Linked DNA regions of Homo sapiens: regions 2, 3 and 4 are each linked to region 1. A link is a contact called in ENCODE Hi-C or POLR2A ChIA-PET data. All regions are on one chromosome and are shown on one strand. The core of a region is the stretch at or near the end of the contact, and the rest is flanking DNA. Distances in the headings are between cores, read along the strand shown.

Region 1 (4,510 bases), core at 1,166-3,665:
TCGGGAGGCTGAGGCAGGAGAATCACTTGAACCCGGGAGGCGGAGGTTGCAGTGAGCCAAGATCACATCAGTGCACTCCAGCCTGGGTGACAGAGTGAGACTCCGTCTCAAAAAACAAGCAAACAAACAAACAAACCCAAACCCAAACAAAACAAAACAAAACAAAATACATATGAATAAAAGTTCTATTTTTCCTAAACTCTATAATAGGTCATTGTGCATCCCTTACTCAGGGGACCACTGCCACTCTTACTGTTTCTGATGTCTGCACTCTGCTGCCCGTGTCCTGCTGTCTGGTGAACGATGAAAAAAATGTGTGTCTTCAAGCTGGAATTAGATCCCTTCTTTTCTTTACGGTGTTCCTGTTTATCCCTCCTTCCTCTTCATCAGGAAGTGTCTTCTATGATGTGTCCCCCACATTCCTCTGTGTTTGCTTGAGGTCAAAGCAGCTTAGAACAAGAAACAGCTTAGAACAAGCCTGTAAAACAGCTTAGAACAAGCCTGAAGAAAGTGCCCCCAAGACCACATGCAGCCCGAGGGGAATTAAAGGCCAGGGGCTCTGCCTTGCAGATGGAGAGTGGCCTGGGTGCAAGGCCCCAGCATCAGCTACCTCTTGCTACACACAGACCACCGAAAACTTAGTGGCTTAAGACAACGACAACATTGATTCTCTTTTAACTGTTTCTGTGTTAAAGAACATCTGTTCACTCAACAGGTCTGTACTGAGCACCTGGGCCAGGCAGTGCTCTAGACCTGGGGATACAGCAGTGAACCAGAGAGATTTCAGGAGAGAACCCTGTTCTCCTGGGGCTTGGACTCAGCTGTGTGTACGTGACAGATCAGAAATGAGCAAACAGTCATCTGTTGAACAATCAGTGGGCAACTGATAAAGAGCTTTATTTTCCCCTGTCCCCTATCTGTTTAAACATGCTATGTGGGCCAGTTGAGCAATCTAGACAGGTCCCTTAGCTTTCTTGTTCACCTTCAGATAATTTAAAAAAGTGGTCTGAGTTACATTTTGAGTTACACAAAGTCTCATTCCAGGGGCTGCATCTGAATTGAGAGGGAATGGGGGACAGGAGAGTTAAGGGCTCCTTCTGCCTGAGGTCATGTTCTAGGCTGACTTCCTCATGGGACTTTTGTGGGCTTCTCTCTCCACAGCTCCCCTTCCACTCACAGCCTATGACTGTTATCTTAGCTTCTGCATCGTAATCTATGTCTCCTATTGTTTTCTAATGAGGTTGCCTTGCCCCTTGTAGCAGAGTCACTCTTGGATGAGATCCATAAAACCCTGCTATGATCACCTCCTTTGCTGCGGAATGTGGGGAAGCAGTTGGCAACTGAGTATGGAGGACCTCTGTCAAAACTGAGACAGAAAGAAGTGCTATTTAACATCTAGTCACAAGTAAATAATGTGGGTTATAATCTGGGCTGTAGGCTGGACGTGGTGGCTCATGCTTGTAATCCTAGATCAGGTGGGAGGATCGCTTGTGCCCAGGACTTTGAGACCAGTCTGGGTAACACAGCAAGACCCTGTCTCTACAAAAAAATTTAAAAACCGGGCATCATGGCGCATGTCTGTAATCCCAGCTACTCAGCAGGTTGAGGCAGGAGAATCGCTTGAACACAGGAGGCAGAGGTTACAGCAAGCCGAGATTGCGCCACTGCGCCTGAGCGACAGAGTCAGACCCTGTCTCAAAGAAAAAAGAAAAGAAAAAAAGAATCTGGGTTCTGCCATTTATTTATTTACTCAATTTTTTTTTTTTTTTTTTTTGAGACGGAGTCTTGCTCTGTCGCCCGGGCTGGAGTGCAGTGGAGCGATCTCGGCTCACTGCAACCTCTGCCTCCCAGGTTCAGGCAGTTCTGCCTCAGCCTCCCGAATAGCTGAGGCTATACGCGCGAGCCACCACGCCTGGCTAATTTTTTTGTATTTTTAGTAGAGAAGGAGTTTCACCGTGTTAGCCAGGATGCTCTCCATCTTCCGACCTCGTGATTCGCCCGCCTCGGCCCCCAACGTGCTGGGATTACAGGCGTGAGCCACTGCTCCCGGCCTATTAACTCAATCCTTAGAAAAACAAATGTGGCAAAGGTGGAATCATACAACATATGGCCTTTTGTGTCTTACGATATTCATTTTTGCATCTGAATGTTCAAACTAAATAATATCTACCTTGTGAGGCCATCTGAATCACTTAGGATGGTCCTTGGCACCAAATTTGCCTTCAAAAAAGCATTTGCTTCATTTAATTTCGATTTATTCACGAAGGACTAAAGGACACTGCAAGGGCGGGGAGGGAGTGTGCGCCTGCGCTCTGCGCCTCCTAGAGGGCAGTCAAGGGCTTCTGGCTGACCCGAGCGGAGATCTCGCGAGACTGTCAGACGTATGGCGAGAGGTGTGGGAGGAAGATTGTGTTGTCGCGAGAACTCTGCCTTTGGGCCGTAGGTTAGTGTGGGGCCGTGTCTCAGTCCACCCAAGGTCTCCTCGGATCGCCTGGAGAGGCACTCGGACCTGGTAAGAACGCTGTGGGCCGGGTGGAGGCTCGATGACCGCTGGCCCGCTGGGCCCGGGCTTGTCCGCCCCTTCCCGACCCGACCGACACCGGGACCGGTCTGCCTTCTCCTTCCCTTCCCTCCCCTCCACACGCCAGGCCCGGGCACCTCTTCCTGCCTGCCCGCCGGGCCCGGGCCTGTCTTCTCCCCTTCCGGCCACACGCCGGGCCCGGGCCTACGTTCTCGCCTTCCCGCCACACGCCGGGCCCGGGCTTGTCTTTTCCTCCCCGACCCTCCTCGTGCCCGGCCGTGGGCCTGTCCTTTCCTCCCCGACCCTCCTCACACCCGGCTCGGACACCTCCTGCTCCCCGCCGGCCTTCCCCTCTCTTTAGGTGTGACAGCTCCAAGTTTCCTGTTTCTCTCGCCTCTTGCTTGGATGTGGGGCGAGGCGAGGTCTGTTTTGCCGGACGGGCACAGAACATAATCCATTTCTAGCTTGTCAGGTGGAAATGCAAAGAAGATATTGGGTTTTTTTGGCCCTCTGTGTGCCAAACACATACTGTCACATTTAATTCTCCCAATAATCCCGAAAAGTAGCTTGATTATCTCTGTTTTACAGCTGAGAAGAGTAAGGCTTGCTCATTCATTGGTTCATTCCACCAGCAATCATTTATTTGGTGCCTGTATGTTCAGGATGTTGAGGATAGCAATGAAAAAAATGGACACCTAATTCTCATGGAACTAAATTCTTGTTGTGGGGAAAACAATAATCATAATCTTACGTGGCACGGGATTTAACATGGAATGATGCCATCAAGAATGGCAGAAGTAGAATGACAGAAGTCAGAGTGCTGAATTTATCTGACCCCAAAGGCAGAGCTTTTTTACTTTTAACTGTGCCTTTTTGTGTCACTTTCTAATCAGGGTCGGGTTCACCACAGTAATTGCCTTTTGGATGGACTTAGCTTTCCACCACGCACTTGGTAATTTGGAACTAAGTTTATAGAGACTCTTGAGTTACTTATTGGAATGAGGATGGCACAGGAAGTCATAGTTGGCCCATTTTTATACCGAGATCCTAGTGTGACATTTCCAAACTTTAAAGTACTTGAGACCGTTTGAGAAAGACTTACCCTAAGGATGCAGTGGCTTAGGCAATTTACTTGGTTTTCTCATTTGAAGATTTGCTAGCTTGCAGATTTGTTCAGATAAGTAAATGAGATTATGTATGTAAAGTCCAGCACAATAACGTTCCTTTCATTTTCTCCTTTCCTGCCTTCCAGGGAGCCTTTGTCCTTGGGTCTCTAAGGAAAATCCTACTCTTTGAAAGTTTTGTGGTAGTTTTTATCTAAATAAATCTCTACAATTACATTATTACCTTTGTGCAAACAGGCATTTCGGAAATGGAAAAACATGTTGAGCTATGGAAGGGGAGGAAGATGTCCTTCTCAAAGGGAGAGAAGATATTTTAGAACTACATAGTACCCCTCACCCCCCCCTTTTTTTTTTTTTTATTAAATCAGTATAGCTGTGCCAGAATCTCAGGATCCGGTGTAGGGGTTTCATAAAACTCCATAGGATATCCTGACACATATCCCTCCCCCGGTTGAGAGTCCCTAAGTTAGTGTTTTATAATACTTTCCCTCACATAGTGTTAGCATTCAGAGCCAGTCATTGCTGCTGCTGATGGACTTTGAACTCAGTCTCTTATTTCAAAGAATTAGTATTTTCTGCTTGGTTGGTGAATCTATGACACGAGTTCTCCTCTAGGTGGCAAGCTCACCATTGTGTTCTCAGGGACTATCACAGTAGTGTCAGTTTAGGTACTCAATAAATAGTTGTTGGATGAATACATAATACCTTAATACTTAATGATTCCTTCAACATACCAGGTGTGGTTAGGGACTTTGGACTCAGATCTGGGATTAAATCTTGGCTCTTCTACTTGGGAGTTTGTGACTGTAGGTAATATATTTAACCTTGTCAAGTCTGCTTTTTTTTTTTTTTTAATTAATGGTGA
Region 2 (4,510 bases), core at 1,124-3,623, 1.4 Mb before region 1:
TCACAGTGAGCCGAGATCATGCCACTGCACTCCAGCCTGGGCAACAGAGTGGGACTCCATGTCAGGAAAGAAAAAAAAAAAAAGAATTGAGGTTGGGAAATCTCTGCCTAGATTTCCGAGGATGTGTGGAAACACCTAGATGACCAGGCAGAAGTTGCTGCAAGGGCAGGCCCCTGATGGAGAACCTCTGTTAGGGCAGTGCAGAAGGGAAATGTGGGGCTGGAGCTCCCACACAGAGTCCCCACTTGGGCACTGCCTAGTGGAGCTGTGAGAAGAGGACAACTGCCCTTCAAATCCAAGAATGGTAGATCCACCGACAACTTGCACCTTGTGCCTGGAAAAGCCACAGGCACTCAAAGGCAGCCCAAGAAAGCAGCTGGGAGGGGGTCTGTACCCTGTAAAGTCACAGGGCCAGAGCTGCCCAAGGCCGTGGGAGTCCACATCTTGCACCAGCATGACCTGGGTGTGAGACATGGAGTCAAAGGAGGTCATTTTGGAACTTTAAGGTTTAATGACTGCCCTATTGGGTTTCAAACTTGCATGGGGCCTGTAGTCCCTTTGTTTTGGTCAATTTCTCCCATTTGGAATGGGTGTATTTACACAATGCCTGTACTTGCATTATATCTAGGAAATAACTTTCTTTTGATTTTACAGGTTCATGGGTGGAAAGGACTTGCCTTGTCTCAGATGAGACTTTGAACTTGGACTTTTGGGTTAATGATGGAATTAGTTAAGACGTTGGCAGACTGTTCGAAAGGCATGATTGTGTTTTGAAATATGAGGACATGAGATTTGAGAAGGACCAGGGGTGGAATAATATGGCCTGCCTCTGTTTCCCCACCCAAATCTCATCTTGAATTATAGTCCTTATTGTAATGCCCATATGTAGGGGGAGGGACTTACTGGGAGGTGATTGAATCATGGCGGTGGTTGCCCTGTGCTGTTCTCATGATAGTGAGTGAGTTCTCAGGCAATCTAATGGGTTTGTGAGGGGCTTTTACCCCCTTCACTCTGCACTTCTCTCATTCTTCTCCTTCCAGCCACCCTGTGAAGAAGGACCTGTTTTGCTTCCACTTCCACCATGATTGTAAGTTTCCCGAGGCCTCTGCATCCATGCTGAACTGTGAGTCAATTAAACCTCTTTCCTTTATAAATTACCCAGTCTCAGGCAATTCTTTATAGCAGTGTGAGAATGGATTAATACAGTCTAAAATAGATCTTTCTTTATATAACTTAAAAATTACAAGTGATGAAAAGCATTTGAGTTGGTTGGTTGTCAGTTTTTTCCCCCTCTTTTGGAGCTGTATTTAGTATAATAGAATATCTTAAATTAGTGGTCTTTTATAATAAATGAAATTGGGTGTACTTCGCCCCAGCATATTAGGGTTCCCTTGCTTCATGCCTTCCATGACAGTTGGTATTATTATATTTTAACATTTATGCCTAATGATTAAACATCTCCTTGTGGTCTTAATTTGCATTTTCTAATTACTCTAGAGACTTCGTCCTTTCACATGATTTTGGTCGTTAGTGGTTCCTCTTTGAAGTGCCTATTCATGTCTGTGTCCATTCGTTGCTTTGGGTGTTCCTCTCTTTCACACTAATTCATTAAAAGTATATATCCTGGATACTAATCCTTTATCAATTGCTGCAAGTATCTTCTTTCAGTGTGTGGCTTGCTTTTTCACTCCGTTTGTTGTTTTTTAATCAAAGTATAAGTTCTTAATTTTAACGCACTTTAACTGTCATTTTCCACCATGGCCCGAGTCGCGGAGTCCGCCTTCCTGGCAGAGCGTTGCGTGGTCACAGCTGAGGTCTGGGGAGCAGAGGCGGCGGGCGCTCCCGGGGGGAGCTGGGCGATTCCGGCGGGGGGAGGTGCCGATCGAGCGGCCGCCAGGCTGCTGGGGGAAGGAGGGCCAGGAGGCCGTGGGGGTCCTCGGCGCAGACTGGAGCCGCAGGCACCGCGCGCAGCCCTCGCCCGCATCGCCGAGGCCCCGCGGGCCCAGGAGCGAGAGGTCGGGCGCCCAGGACCAGAGGGCGTAGGCGAGAGCAGGCACCGCCTCCAAAGAACGCCCTCGCCCTCCCGCAGGCGATGGCGCCCGGCCCTGACCAAGCCAGCTGGGGGCATCTCCGCGGAGCTGAGCCGGGGAAGGGCCGGGCAGCCCAGAGGGTCAGAAGGGGGTTTTCTCCCGGGGTTGTGAGTTCTTTGGCCAGCGGCACCCTCCCCTGCCGGGGCCGCCCACCCGCAAGCCCCGCCCCGAAGGCTGGAGCTTCCCTGGGGGTGGGCGACGCCGAGACCACGCCCCGAAGGCGGGAGCGGCTTGGGGGCGGGATCTGGCCGCCCTCAGGGCTCCGGCGCCAAGTTCAGAGCCACGCGCAGTGCTCTTGGCCGGGAGGAGGCTGTGCTGCACCAGCACCTCTTGCTCCACATCTCCAGAGAGCCCAGGTGAGGCGCACCCTCCTGTCTGCAGGGACAGAGCCGCGAGCGGGCGCGGGCGGCGGGGTCCATCTCACTTCCACATCAGCCTTTCCCCAGGACAGGGTTGTTGAGTCCTGCCTTTGACTGTGGGGTCCTTTCCTTCCCAATGTCGCCAGCTTCCTCTCTCTCCCACGTCGTCTCCGAGTCCCATCCCCGTTTCTGTTCCCTTTCTCTTCTCTCACTTTTTCTCCTCTATCTCTTCTTTATTGTCTTCCTGTTTTCATTTTCTTCTGTGTCAGTCTCTCTCCCTCTCTCTTTTCCTCTCTTTGTTTATTCTTCTCCCCTACCTTCTCCCTCTCCCCCCTGTTTTTTCAGCACTCAAGAATTCTGCCTATGAATTTTTCTCCTAGGGTGACTTTCAGGCTGCAGTTGTTTTCCTCCCTCCCACTGTCTCTCCCGGGGTTTATCCTGTGTTGCTGTTATTCTCAGCCCGGGCTTGCGCTGGGCAGTAGGGTAAGAACCATGCATCAGCCCCAGATCCTTTCTCCAACAGATTATATCCAAAGATCTGGACATGTATCCTGTTCACTGCCTTTCCTGGGAAACAAAACAATACCAAATGATCACATTATAATGAGTTTTTAGAATGAGCTAAAAGAACATACCTGGTTTTAGAGACAAGGGGTTGATTGAATCCTTTCCTTGACATTTTGCCTTTACTAATAGACACAGACAGCACAGCAGGAAGCTAAGCCTTGCAGAAGCATTTAGGGGGCGTTCCCACCCACACCTGCCTTCTGGGCAGGCTATGCAATGCCAGGTGCAGGGGAGGGAGGGGACAGGATTCAGAGCAGGGTTGTAGGAAGACAGTGGGAGGCCAGGGCTTTGAAACATTTGAGGGAGCCTGGAAATAAGAAATTAACAGTAAATTTCTAAAATATGTAGTTGCCAATGCCACTGATGTACAGAAATGAAATTAATTACTCCTGAGGGAGACATTAGACATTTTATGGCAGTAATTATGGCATTTGAAAGTAATGATTTTATGTACATTAGATAGGAGGGCCAAGGGGAAAATATTTCCTGTTAGTATCAAAGATTGTCGTAGATGCATAAGGGACGAACTCTAGAAAATCAAGTCTCATTCTTTTTGAGGGATAAAATAGAACTATATCGAGGCAATTTTTTGTTTCTTGGTTACAATGTAATCTTATCAGAGATATGTGATTTAGTTTTTAATGATATTTTATGACACATACATATTTATATGTTCAAACACACACAAATACATAATATATATGCACTAAGTTATAAAAGAGCCCTTGTTTGTTTGTAAAGATCTTAATTACCAATAAAGGTTGAAGCTTTCACTTCTTGGAAATAAGTTAACATGATATTGTAGTTTATTATGACCTTTAATGAAAATTCAACTAATTTACTTTTGATTGATACAGAAATGGAAATTTGGCCGTAGATAAATCACACAGAATTAAACAGAAATTAAGTATGATGAAGGTGCATTGCAGTGTGTTCAGTGAAAGAATTTGCATATGCTAGATATTTTGGACAAATTCATAGGTATGTGCATGGAACTGTGATTTGTGAGGCTTTTTTCTGGTTTAAAAAGTTAAATTGCCTTTATATCTAATCCCTGATCCCCAACATATGCGGATTCTGGGGGGAGGGATAAAAGACTTTGCAAATGATTTAGAATCATCGTGTCTGCTTTGCTTGGCAGATTTCTTTTCAGACATCCAAGAGGTGGCAACTTTTGTTTGAAACATATAATCACACCAATTATTTAAAAAAAAAGACAAACTTAAATATTTTTAAACTTATTTTTCCTCATTAGTGGTCTGTGCCTCTATAAGAACATCATTGTCTTTTTATCCTTAGATGATGCTATTGTTGGAACCTGGGAAGGTCGGAAGGAATAGCTGAGGTAAAATCATGGACTTTTTGCCTGAAGGCTGCCAGTGGAATTGGGACCACTGTCTCAGGCTCCACCTTTATTCTCTAGTTGTATCAGGAAAAGAGCTGCTGTTCCTTGTGCTCTTGCTATCTGGCATGCACAGAGCCCTGTTGAGTCCT
Region 3 (4,510 bases), core at 740-3,239, 1.1 Mb before region 1:
AGAGCCTCGCTCTGTCACCCAGGCTGGAGTGCAGTGATGCAATCCCAGCTCACTGCAAGCTCCACCTCCCGGGTTCATGCCATTCTACTGCCTCAGCCTCCGAGTAGCTGGGACTACAGGCGCCTGCCACCACTCCTGGCTAATTTTTCTTATTTTTAGCAGAGACACGATTTCACCATGTTGGCCAGGATGGTCTGGATCTCCTGAACTTGTGATCCGCCCACCTCAGCCCCCCCAAAATGCAGGGATTACAGGCGTGAGCCACCACACCCGGCCAGTGTTACAGCTCTTAAAGGTGGCGTGTCTGGAGTTATTCATTCCTCCCGGTAGGATCGTGGTCTTGATGGGTTCATGGTCTCTGTGGCTTCATGAGTGAAGCTGCACACCTTGGCAGTATTACAGCTCACAAACATAGCACAGTTCCCAACACTAAGCAGAATCAAGATTTATTGTGAAGACCAAAAGAACACAGCTTCCACAAACTCGAAACAGACCCTACAGGGTTGCTGCAGTTGGGCCGGTGGCCAGCTTTTATTCCCTTATTTGGCCCCGCCCATATCCTGCTGATTGGTCCATTTTTACAGAGTGCTGATTGGTCCATTTTACAGAGTGCTGATTTGTCCATTTTTACAGAGTGCCGATTGGTGCATTTACAAAACTTAAGCTAGACACAGAGCACTGATTGGTGTGTTTATAATCCTTTAGCAAGACAGAAAAGTTCTCCAAGTCCCCACCCGACCCAGAAGACCAGCTGGCTTCACCTCTCACTTCCATGCTGCCAAGACCCCTAAGACTCCCAGAGCCTCCTTCCTCGGCTCCTCACTGCCCCTTCCCGCCCTACTCCATGCCTCCATGTTTTCCCCAGGACCCAAGGCCAGACTTCGCTCTGAGCTCCCTGACGCTTTGGGCTGAGGCCAGGCCCTGATATACCGGTACTGCAGGAAAAGAAAGGAAAAGAATCCAGAAGGCTCCTCCTGGGCTTGCACAAATTCCCCTCTGCTTGGTCTGAAGAGGCACGTACTAGGAGAGTGCACAGGTAACAGTGAAGCCCCCTTACCCAGTGACCCTTCCTCCTGGTTACCACATTCCCCAGTGGCGCCTGGTCTATGACAGCTGTGTCTCTGCCTCCACAGGGCTCAGGGCAGGTCCTGGGGCACTTCTCCCGCTGGCCCTGGATGAGTCAGCACCTCAGGCGCATGCAGTAGGTGCTCAAGACTCAGATCCCTCCTCTTGTCTAGGCCTCCAGTTGGCCCGGATTCTGGGGGCCCTAGGGGACCCCCTCCCTCCCCTTCTGGCTTTTGCTCACACACACTGGACCTGATAAAAGTTCCAGCATGATTTATCAAACACCCTGGCTCCTCCAGGCTGAGCCCCTGGGGGATTTTGAAAGGAAACAGGCTCCATGTGCTTCCAATCCACTCCACGCAGCTCATTGCGCTATTGTTCCGTCTAGCGGGGGATGTGCGGGACACCCTGGAACCGTTCGTGGCTCTGTTTAAAGATGTTTTTCTTAGAAGCAGGAAGTTACGTCCTGCCAAGAAGAAATGAAAATAAAGCCCCGAGGGTTCACTCGGGGTTCGCTGGGAGCCGCGCTGAGCTGTTGCAGCGTCTTGGCCCGGCCGAGGAGGAAGTTTAAAGGGGCCTCTGTCTAGAGCTCTGAAGGCAGGCAAGGCAGCCTGGCAGTGACCATCAGGCAAGTCAGAGACACACGCGAGCTCTCTGCCCCAGGGGCCCTAGGGTGGCCTCACAGGGCACAGCAGAGCCCTCCTTCTCGTGATCACGCTGCGGTCGGGTTGGCTGCTCCTTCCCATTCGTTCCTCTGAATCTCTGCAGAGGCCGGGGGCATGTGGGAAGGGCCCAGGAAAACCTCAGGTCCAAATCTTGGCTCCTTGTATGATAGACGTGTATCTTGCACAAAGTACTTCACCTCTCTGGGCAGCAGATGTCGTGCTGTGAACTCTGGGGCTGCTCTTCCCCCTGCCCCAGGCTTTCTTACATACTTCCTACTAACCCCCAGCCTCCGAGGACCAGGTTCAGACAAAACTGTCTATCAAAGTCATTCCCTGGGTGAGTGTGACTGAACAAAATCAACAGCCCAGCCCGGTAATGCCAAGAGGCTCCAGGCCTCCCACAGAGGGAGGGGCTCCTCCAAGGCTGTGGGTACAGGTGTTCTTCTGGGGTTCCCAGGGCAAGCCGGGAAGGAGTACTGCAGAGCCCCACGGAAGGATGCATGAGCACAATTGCTCTTTCTTGCCTCTGAGGAAACTTCTTGGCAGACAGTGTAGAATTCATTTCTACCTCTTTTCATTCATTCAACAAGTACTGAGAGCCTTCCATTTGCTTAATAAGAAAAAGGGGCTAGGACTTTGAAAGCCAAAACTGTTTCTGTCATTTACTGACTTTGAGATCTTGGAAAACTATGTATAAGTCTCAGTCTTCTAACTATAGAATGGGAATAAATGTCTCTACCTTTTAGGTCCTTGTAAAGATCAAGCACTCTTGGATGTCCCCTGCACTGCAGGGAAACGTGGCTGCTGCCTCTTCTGGTTGCCTGCAGCTCTTTGCATAGAGTTCATGTTAGCCTTGGTGATTCATGAGTGCGTGATTGTCACCAACACGTGTTTCTGAGTGCTGCAGGGTGGGGGCTGCACTTTATGCCTCAAGCTGTCCCCAGATTCTGGAAGAGTCCCCTGCTCACTTGAGGGTGGGTTGAATGAATAACAAACTGATTTATTTCCTCCATCATGTCCTGAGAGGATACCTGGGCTGCAAAAATAAACATGCCTGAGGTCTACCAGATCTGGGCAGCATGGTGGGACAGAGGGACAACTGAAGGCTGATGTCGTGGTCACCTCCCAGCCAGTTGAAGGGCTGCTGGGGCACTGACGGTAGACAAGACATCTGAAGCCAGTTAGTAAGACTCCAGGGCTTACGAATACTGCCCAGTTCCTGAAAGTGGCGTCCTGCAGGCAAGGAGAGCACACTGTCCAAGTCATAGTTGGAGGCACATTGAAGGCACCAGCACCATCTGGCCCTCTACCCCAGAACTTGGAACCAGCGGGAATCACAGGACTATAGGTTTCAGCTCAACCAAAGAAAGGAGTTCTCAACAATCAGAACTGTCTGACTATAGAATGAGCTGCCGAGGTGTTGAGTTTCCCAGCCCTGAGGGTTTTTATGTAAGGCACCCACAGCTATATTCTAGGAATGTCTTATTGGTGTGGTGAGTCATGAACCACTGGAGGCTTGATTGCGTTCCAAAGTGTGGCACATACACGATTGGTGGTCCATGCGCTGATTTTATAAAGCACACAGACCATTTTTTTAAAAAGTGTGTTTTCTTTCTGTTAAATTATATAGATTTTGTAGTTATTCCCTATTTTATGAGAAGTGATAACTGTTTTTCATTTATGGAACAACAAAGTTTTATTTTAAACAAATATATCAAATACAATACCATTTATAATTGCTCAAAAATAAGATACTTAGATGTGAATCTAACAAAATATGCATAGGACTTGCATGCTGAAAATTACAAATAGTGATTAAAGAAATCAAACAAGATCTAAGCAAATGGAAAGACATACCATAGGCTGGAAGATGCAGTGAACTGAAGATGTCAGTTCTCCCCAAATTGACACACAGGTTTGATGCAATTCTATCAAAACCTTAGCAAGATTTATATTTTTTTGGCAGGGGAAAATTATTCTAAAATTTCAATGAAAAGGCACAAAAACTTGAATAACTAAATCAAAAAATTTAAAGAACAATCAAGTGAGAAGAATCAGTCTATCTGATTTCAAAACTTATTGTATACCTATAGTAACTGAGGTTGTGTGGTATTGGTGGAAGGCTAGACACATAGATAGATCAATACAATAGGATAAATAACCAAGAAACAGATCCAGAAAAATATGCTTATCTAATCTTTGACAGAAATGTGGAAGTAATTCATTGCAGAAAAGAGCCTTTTAAATAAATGGTGCTAAAGTAATTAGATATTCATAGGCAAAAAAAAAAAAAAAAAAAGCCAAAAACCCTCAACCTAAGTCTTACACCCTTTGCAAAAATTAACTCAAAATACATCATGGGCCAGGCACAGTGGCTCACGCCTGTAATCCCAGCACTTTGGGAGGCTGAGGCGGGTAGATCACCTAAGGTCAGGAGTTCGAGACCAGCCTGGCCAACATGGTGAAACCCCGTCTCTACTAAAATACAAAAATTAGGTGGGCATGGTGGCACGTGCCTGTAATCCCAGCTACTCAAGAGGCTGAGGTGAGCATCACTTGAACCCGGGACGTGGAGGTTGAAGTGAACCTAAATCACGGCTCTGCACTCCAGCATGGGCGACAGAGCGAGACTCCCTCTAAAAAAATAAAAATAAATAAATAAATAATGGACTTAAATATAAAACATGAAACTATAAGACTTAAAAGAAAATAGAAGGAAATCATCAGGATATGGGATGAGATAAAGGATTCTTAGACTTGATACCAAAAGCACAACCCAT
Region 4 (4,510 bases), core at 158-2,657, 1.1 Mb after region 1:
ATGCCTTTGTGCACATGGAGTTCCCACCTAGAATTCAAGAACTTGGGACTGCCGGTCCCTCTTGCTTGCCTAGGGAGTCTGGGGTCTGCCCAGTACTCAGAGCTCAGGCTTGGGCTAACTCTCAAGACTCCTCTTTCTCCCCCACCTGCAGCACAGGCAGGCGTGTTCCAGGTGGGGCTGTGGCTGGGGCAGAGGATCTGTGGCCTGTCTGGGGAGTGCAGGAGCTTCCCAGGGGCTGCCTCTCTCATCCTTGGCAGCCTCCTTTGCTGGCATGGTCACTCCTGGACAGATGCAGTGGCTTTCTAATGTTGCCCAGGTGCTCCTTGGCAGCCCCCCAGCCCCAGCCCCAGCCCAGTCCCAGCAGCTGCAGCGATCCTTTGAAGCAGAAGCCAGACTGCAGTGCCCTTGTTCAAACCCTGCAGTCTTTCCCTCCCTCCTAGAGGGAAACACAGCATCCACCCCAAGGTCCACTGACCCCCTCCTACATGGGCCAGTCTGCAGGCCCCTTGCTGTGCCCTGAGCATGTCTGTCCGGCGCGCCCTCACCACAGGGGCTTTGCACGTGCTGCCCCTGCCACCTGGAATGTGCATTTTCCCATTTTTTTCAGGTTTCTGCTCCAATATCTGCTCTTAGGGAAGACACCCCTGACCACTGTACCTGTGGCGGCAGCCCACCACAGCATGCCACTGCGCTGCTTTCCTTCAGGCAGTTCTTGCTGTTGCCTGAATCACAGCACCCATTCATCTCTGGCTTGATCTCCTCCCTTACTAGAATATGAGCTCCAGGGGGCCACACCTTTGTCCGCTGCTACGTTTGCTGTGCTTAGTGCATTCACAGCACACACTAGCACCTCATATCTGGTGAACAAGTAAACAAACAAATCCTCCGAAAGCACCCCATCTGGGGTGTAAGAAGACCAGGGTCAGACCCCGCAGACCGCCCTTGGTCCCTTGCGAGCAGGGTGTGTCTCTCCTAGGAGCAGGCCTAGGGACCCAGCCTCAGCTGCCTCCAGACTGGGGTCCTGTGCTGCTGATTTTTCATCAAAGTTGCCAAGGACCTGGCCCAACTTCACAGGAGTCATGATGGGGTGGTGTAACACAGAGTGGGAAACAAGCTTTGGGGCAGGGGTGGCCCTGGGGCTACCTGTGAGGGCCCAGTGGAACCCCTCCCTCTCCCAGTGCCCCTACTTGACCAGCAGTGAACCCACCCCTTTCCTGCCCTGCAGCGTAAACATTCCCCAGCCTCCTACAGGCAGAAAAACACCTCCAAGCTGGCAGCTGGGCCAGGCCCCGCCCACCAAGCTGTTTTCCTAAGACAGCCTTCCGAGCAGGCTATTTTTGGCCCTCGTGACAGTGATTGATAGCTGCTGGGAAGGTATAAAAGCAGCTTGCCTGCGAAGGTTCTTCACACTGCTCAGGGAAGAGCCTGCTACGGTGGACTGTGAGACTCAGTGCACTGTCCTCCTCCCAGCGACCCCACGCTGGACCCCCTGCCGGACCCTCCACCCTTCGGCCCCCAAGCTTCCCAGGGGCTTCCTTTGGACTGGACTGTCCCTGCTCATCCATTCTCCTGCCACCCCCAGACCTCCTCAGCTCCAGGTAAGAGAGAGCAGCTGCCCTTGGGTTTGAGACAAAACACAAGGGCTTTGTTTATTTTTGAGGGCAATTCCCAGCCTGAACTTGCACAGCCTCCCTATGGGTTAGAGACCAGGGCTGTCTGTAGAGGGCTTTGCATTTATAAAGGGATTCAGGGGTTATTTCATGCATTTCCTACAACATCCCGGCCAGGGGTATTTATAACCCTGTTTTATGGATGGGTAAGTGGAGGCCTGGAGAGGTGGCCTTGCCAAAGGTCCCATGGTCAGTGCGTGGCCGATCCTGGTTTTAAACCCAGCCTTCCTCTGACCAGTGTTTGTTAGGTTAGGTTCTCTTATCTGTGCACATTCTGAAACGATAATGATAAAATCTTAAGCCTTTGGGGTTTTTAACCTGAACAGGAAGAAAAGATCCCAGCAGTCGGAGCTCTGGTCTGGGCTCTGTAGACTTCAAATTGCTCTCAGGGCACCGGATTCCTACAGGCAGCCCCAGAGGAGTGTGGTGACGCTGAGGGGCGGTGGGACGCATGGCAGGCCCTCACCACCAGGCTTCTGTTTCCCAACAGGTTGCCACCTCCTCTCGCCAGAGTGATGAGGTCCCGGCTTCTGCTCTCCGTGGCCCATCTGCCCACAATTCGGGAGACCACGGAGGAGATGCTGCTTGGGGGTCCTGGACAGGAGCCCCCACCCTCTCCTAGCCTGGATGACTACGTGAGGTCTATATCTCGACTGGCACAGCCCACCTCTGTGCTGGACAAGGCCACGGCCCAGGGCCAACCCAGGCCACCCCACAGGCCAGCCCAGGCCTGCCGGAAGGGCCGCCCTGCTGTGTCCCTGCGAGACATCACCGCACGTTTCAGTGGCCAGCAGCCCACACTGCCCATGGCTGATACTGTGGACCCCCTGGACTGGCTTTTTGGGGAGTCCCAGGAAAAGCAGCCAAGCCAGAGGGACCTGCCAAGGAGGACTGGCCCCTCTGCTGGCCTCTGGGGTCCACATAGACAGATGGACAGCAGCAAGCCCATGGGGGCCCCCAGAGGGAGGCTCTGTGAAGCCAGGATGCCTGGGCATTCCCTGGCAAGACCACCGCAGGATGGGCAGCAGAGCTCTGACCTAAGAAGCTGGACTTTTGGGCAGTCTGCCCAAGCCATGGCCTCCCGCCACCGCCCCCGCCCCAGCAGTGTCCTCAGAACACTCTACTCGCACCTCCCGGTGATCCATGAACTCTGACCCCTCCCCAGTAAAGGCTTCTGTAGAGAGCATGCTGGGTCTGCATCTCCTCTCGTCTCCTCCATGGTGGTCACTGCCCCTGGCAGGTCTCTGAAAGGGAAATGCTTTTCTGCAGAGGCCCCTGCTTGGGCAGTTCACAGTGAGACCGACCCCCTCTGAATATGATAACAGCCTGTTTCACATGAGGAGATGTTACCAATCCCGTTCGCTCTGACCCTTGCTGGCTGATCACCTTGAGCAACTTACTTAACATCTGTGTTCCTCAGTTTCTCATGGGTAATATAGGGATAATTACTGGCACCTGCCTCCCAGGCCATTCTGACGTGTAACCGCATATAGGAGCCCACTGGCTGAGTAGCTACCATCATCGCTGGTGGGGAAACTGGTGGTAGGGGTGTGAGGGTAGTGGGGGTGTCAGCCCCCCAGGTGTTTCAGAACAAGGCCTCGGGCACTCCCAAGTCTGCCTCTTGGCTCCCACCCTCAAAGCCCATGTTCTGTGAGGCCCAAGAGAACACATGGAGTCTTAGCAAATGCACTAATGTATTCCGGGGGACTGTCACCTGGCACCACTGGGGCACTCTGCTGGCTACAACTCATACGTCCTGTGGTGGCATTGGGAGAGTTCCCCCATGATGAGGGCCAAGATAGAATCTGTACCACTCAGTGCTACCATCCCCACCCCTACACCACTTCCACACAGGGGCCTCATGGCATGGTCAGGGTCCCAGCTGTGGGTGAGAGCAGGGCACTGTCCAGCTGTCCACTGGGGAAGTCAAGATGTCCTAAGGCCCAGGTCAGGGCATCTGGAGTCTGAAGGACCCTAGTTCCTAGAGGCATCTGGCAGCAAGAAGGTGAGGCATCAGGGAACGGGAATCAGGCTGGGACTGATCAGAGGTGAAGGGACAGAGAGAGGAGAGGAGGAAGATTGAGCTGGGGGCAACAGCCAAGCTCACCTGGGCAGGTCTCTGCCACCTCCTTGCTCTGTGAGCTGTCAGTCTAGGTTATTCTCTTTTTTTGTGGCTATTTTTAATTGCTTTGGATTTGTTAAATGTTTTCTGTCTTCTGTTAAGTGTGTTTTCTCTGGAGATAGAATGTAAACCATATTAAAAGGAAAAAGTTTCAGACAAGCAATTACCCAGTTTCCTTATCTATAAAATGGGGACATCAGCAATGTTCTTCACACCCTGCAAGGGCTGGGAATCTGCGCATGTGAACTTGGAGCTGCATTTATGAGCACTGTAGACAAATGTTTGTATCTGTCACAGCCCACTGTGTCTCTGTGGTGGTCTCAAACCTGCAGGTCCCTGACTTTGGGCAAACGTGTGGGGCAGCCTTTAGCCGGGGCAGCCTTTAGCCAATCATCATCCTCGGGAGAGATCCAGAGGGCCCACCCACCAAGGCAGAGGGGTTGAGGTCCGGGCTTGCTGGGCCCAGCCTCACTACAGCCCCTTCTGCAAAGCATCATGAAACGGGGTCAGAGGGAGAGTCCGGCAACTAGGATGAGGTCAGCAGACTCCCCTATGCTCAGAAGCCACCTCGCTGCATCTGGGGAGGTCTGGCAGTTTGAGGAGACCATCCCCGGGCTTCCTCACTAATACCCAGCTGTGTGAAAGAGGTCAATGGCACCTTTGGAAGGCGCTCCCTCCCAGTAGAATACAGGTTTGTGGTTGGGGCTTCTGGCAGTGT

What was found. A loop is a pair of places that touch in the nucleus more often than their neighbours do. ChIA-PET counts read pairs that join two places held with the same protein, here RNA polymerase II (POLR2A). Pooled maps may share reads with other maps.
Region 2: a loop to region 1 is called in a map of CD8-positive, alpha-beta T cell, with 29 times the contacts of the local background. The contact joins the promoter of ZNF488 here to the promoter of NCOA4 in region 1. A Hi-C loop is called at or near these places in 1 of 168 maps with a recorded cell type or tissue (CD8-positive, alpha-beta T cell) and 9 of 50 pooled maps.
Region 3: a map of ascending aorta shows a loop between it and region 1 (3-fold over the local background). The contact joins the enhancer-like site here to the promoter of NCOA4 in region 1. A Hi-C loop is called at or near these places in 1 of 168 maps with a recorded cell type or tissue (ascending aorta) and 2 of 50 pooled maps.
Region 4: a loop to region 1 is called in a map of Right ventricle myocardium inferior, with 3 times the contacts of the local background. The contact joins the promoter of DEPP1 here to the promoter of NCOA4 in region 1. A Hi-C loop is called at or near these places in 2 of 168 maps with a recorded cell type or tissue (CD14-positive monocyte and Right ventricle myocardium inferior), 3 of 37 single-sample maps with no recorded cell type and 7 of 50 pooled maps. POLR2A ChIA-PET finds 5 or more read pairs at or near these places in 1 of 52 experiments (HepG2).

What each region holds. Positions count from the first base shown.
Region 1 is chr10:46,028,528-46,033,037 of GRCh38, reverse strand. It overlaps NCOA4 (nuclear receptor coactivator 4), which reads left to right and starts at 2,415. Exons shown (of 10, transcript NM_001145263.2): 1 at 2,415-2,512. It overlaps LOC105378287 (a long non-coding RNA gene), which reads right to left and starts at 2,263. Exons shown (of 3, transcript XR_945923.4): 1 at 2,171-2,263; 2 at 254-449. RefSeq lists an enhancer at 2,370-2,439 and a silencer at 2,800-2,889.
Region 2 is chr10:47,382,156-47,386,665 of GRCh38, reverse strand. ZNF488 (zinc finger protein 488) reads left to right here and starts at 2,373. Exons shown (of 2, transcript NM_153034.4): 1 at 2,373-2,446. RefSeq lists a silencer at 1,925-2,404 and an enhancer at 1,967-2,466.
Region 3 is chr10:47,163,015-47,167,524 of GRCh38, reverse strand. No RefSeq gene overlaps it. Among named protein-coding and RNA genes, the nearest start is that of GDF10, 130 kb to the left of the region's middle. Within about 2 kb of position 1,989, at least 30 of the 41 ENCODE cell types and tissues checked have a DNase peak (open chromatin) inside an H3K27ac peak, as active enhancers do; they include ascending aorta, where a contact is called at or near this core.
Region 4 is chr10:44,975,706-44,980,215 of GRCh38, reverse strand. It overlaps DEPP1 (DEPP autophagy regulator 1), which reads left to right and starts at 1,407. Exons shown (of 2, transcript NM_007021.4): 1 at 1,407-1,598; 2 at 2,161-4,088. The coding sequence starts at 2,186. The coding sequence ends at 2,824. All of the region lies in intron 3 of RASSF4 (Ras association domain family member 4), which reads right to left. RefSeq lists enhancers at 1-511, 1,141-1,435, 4,027-4,510.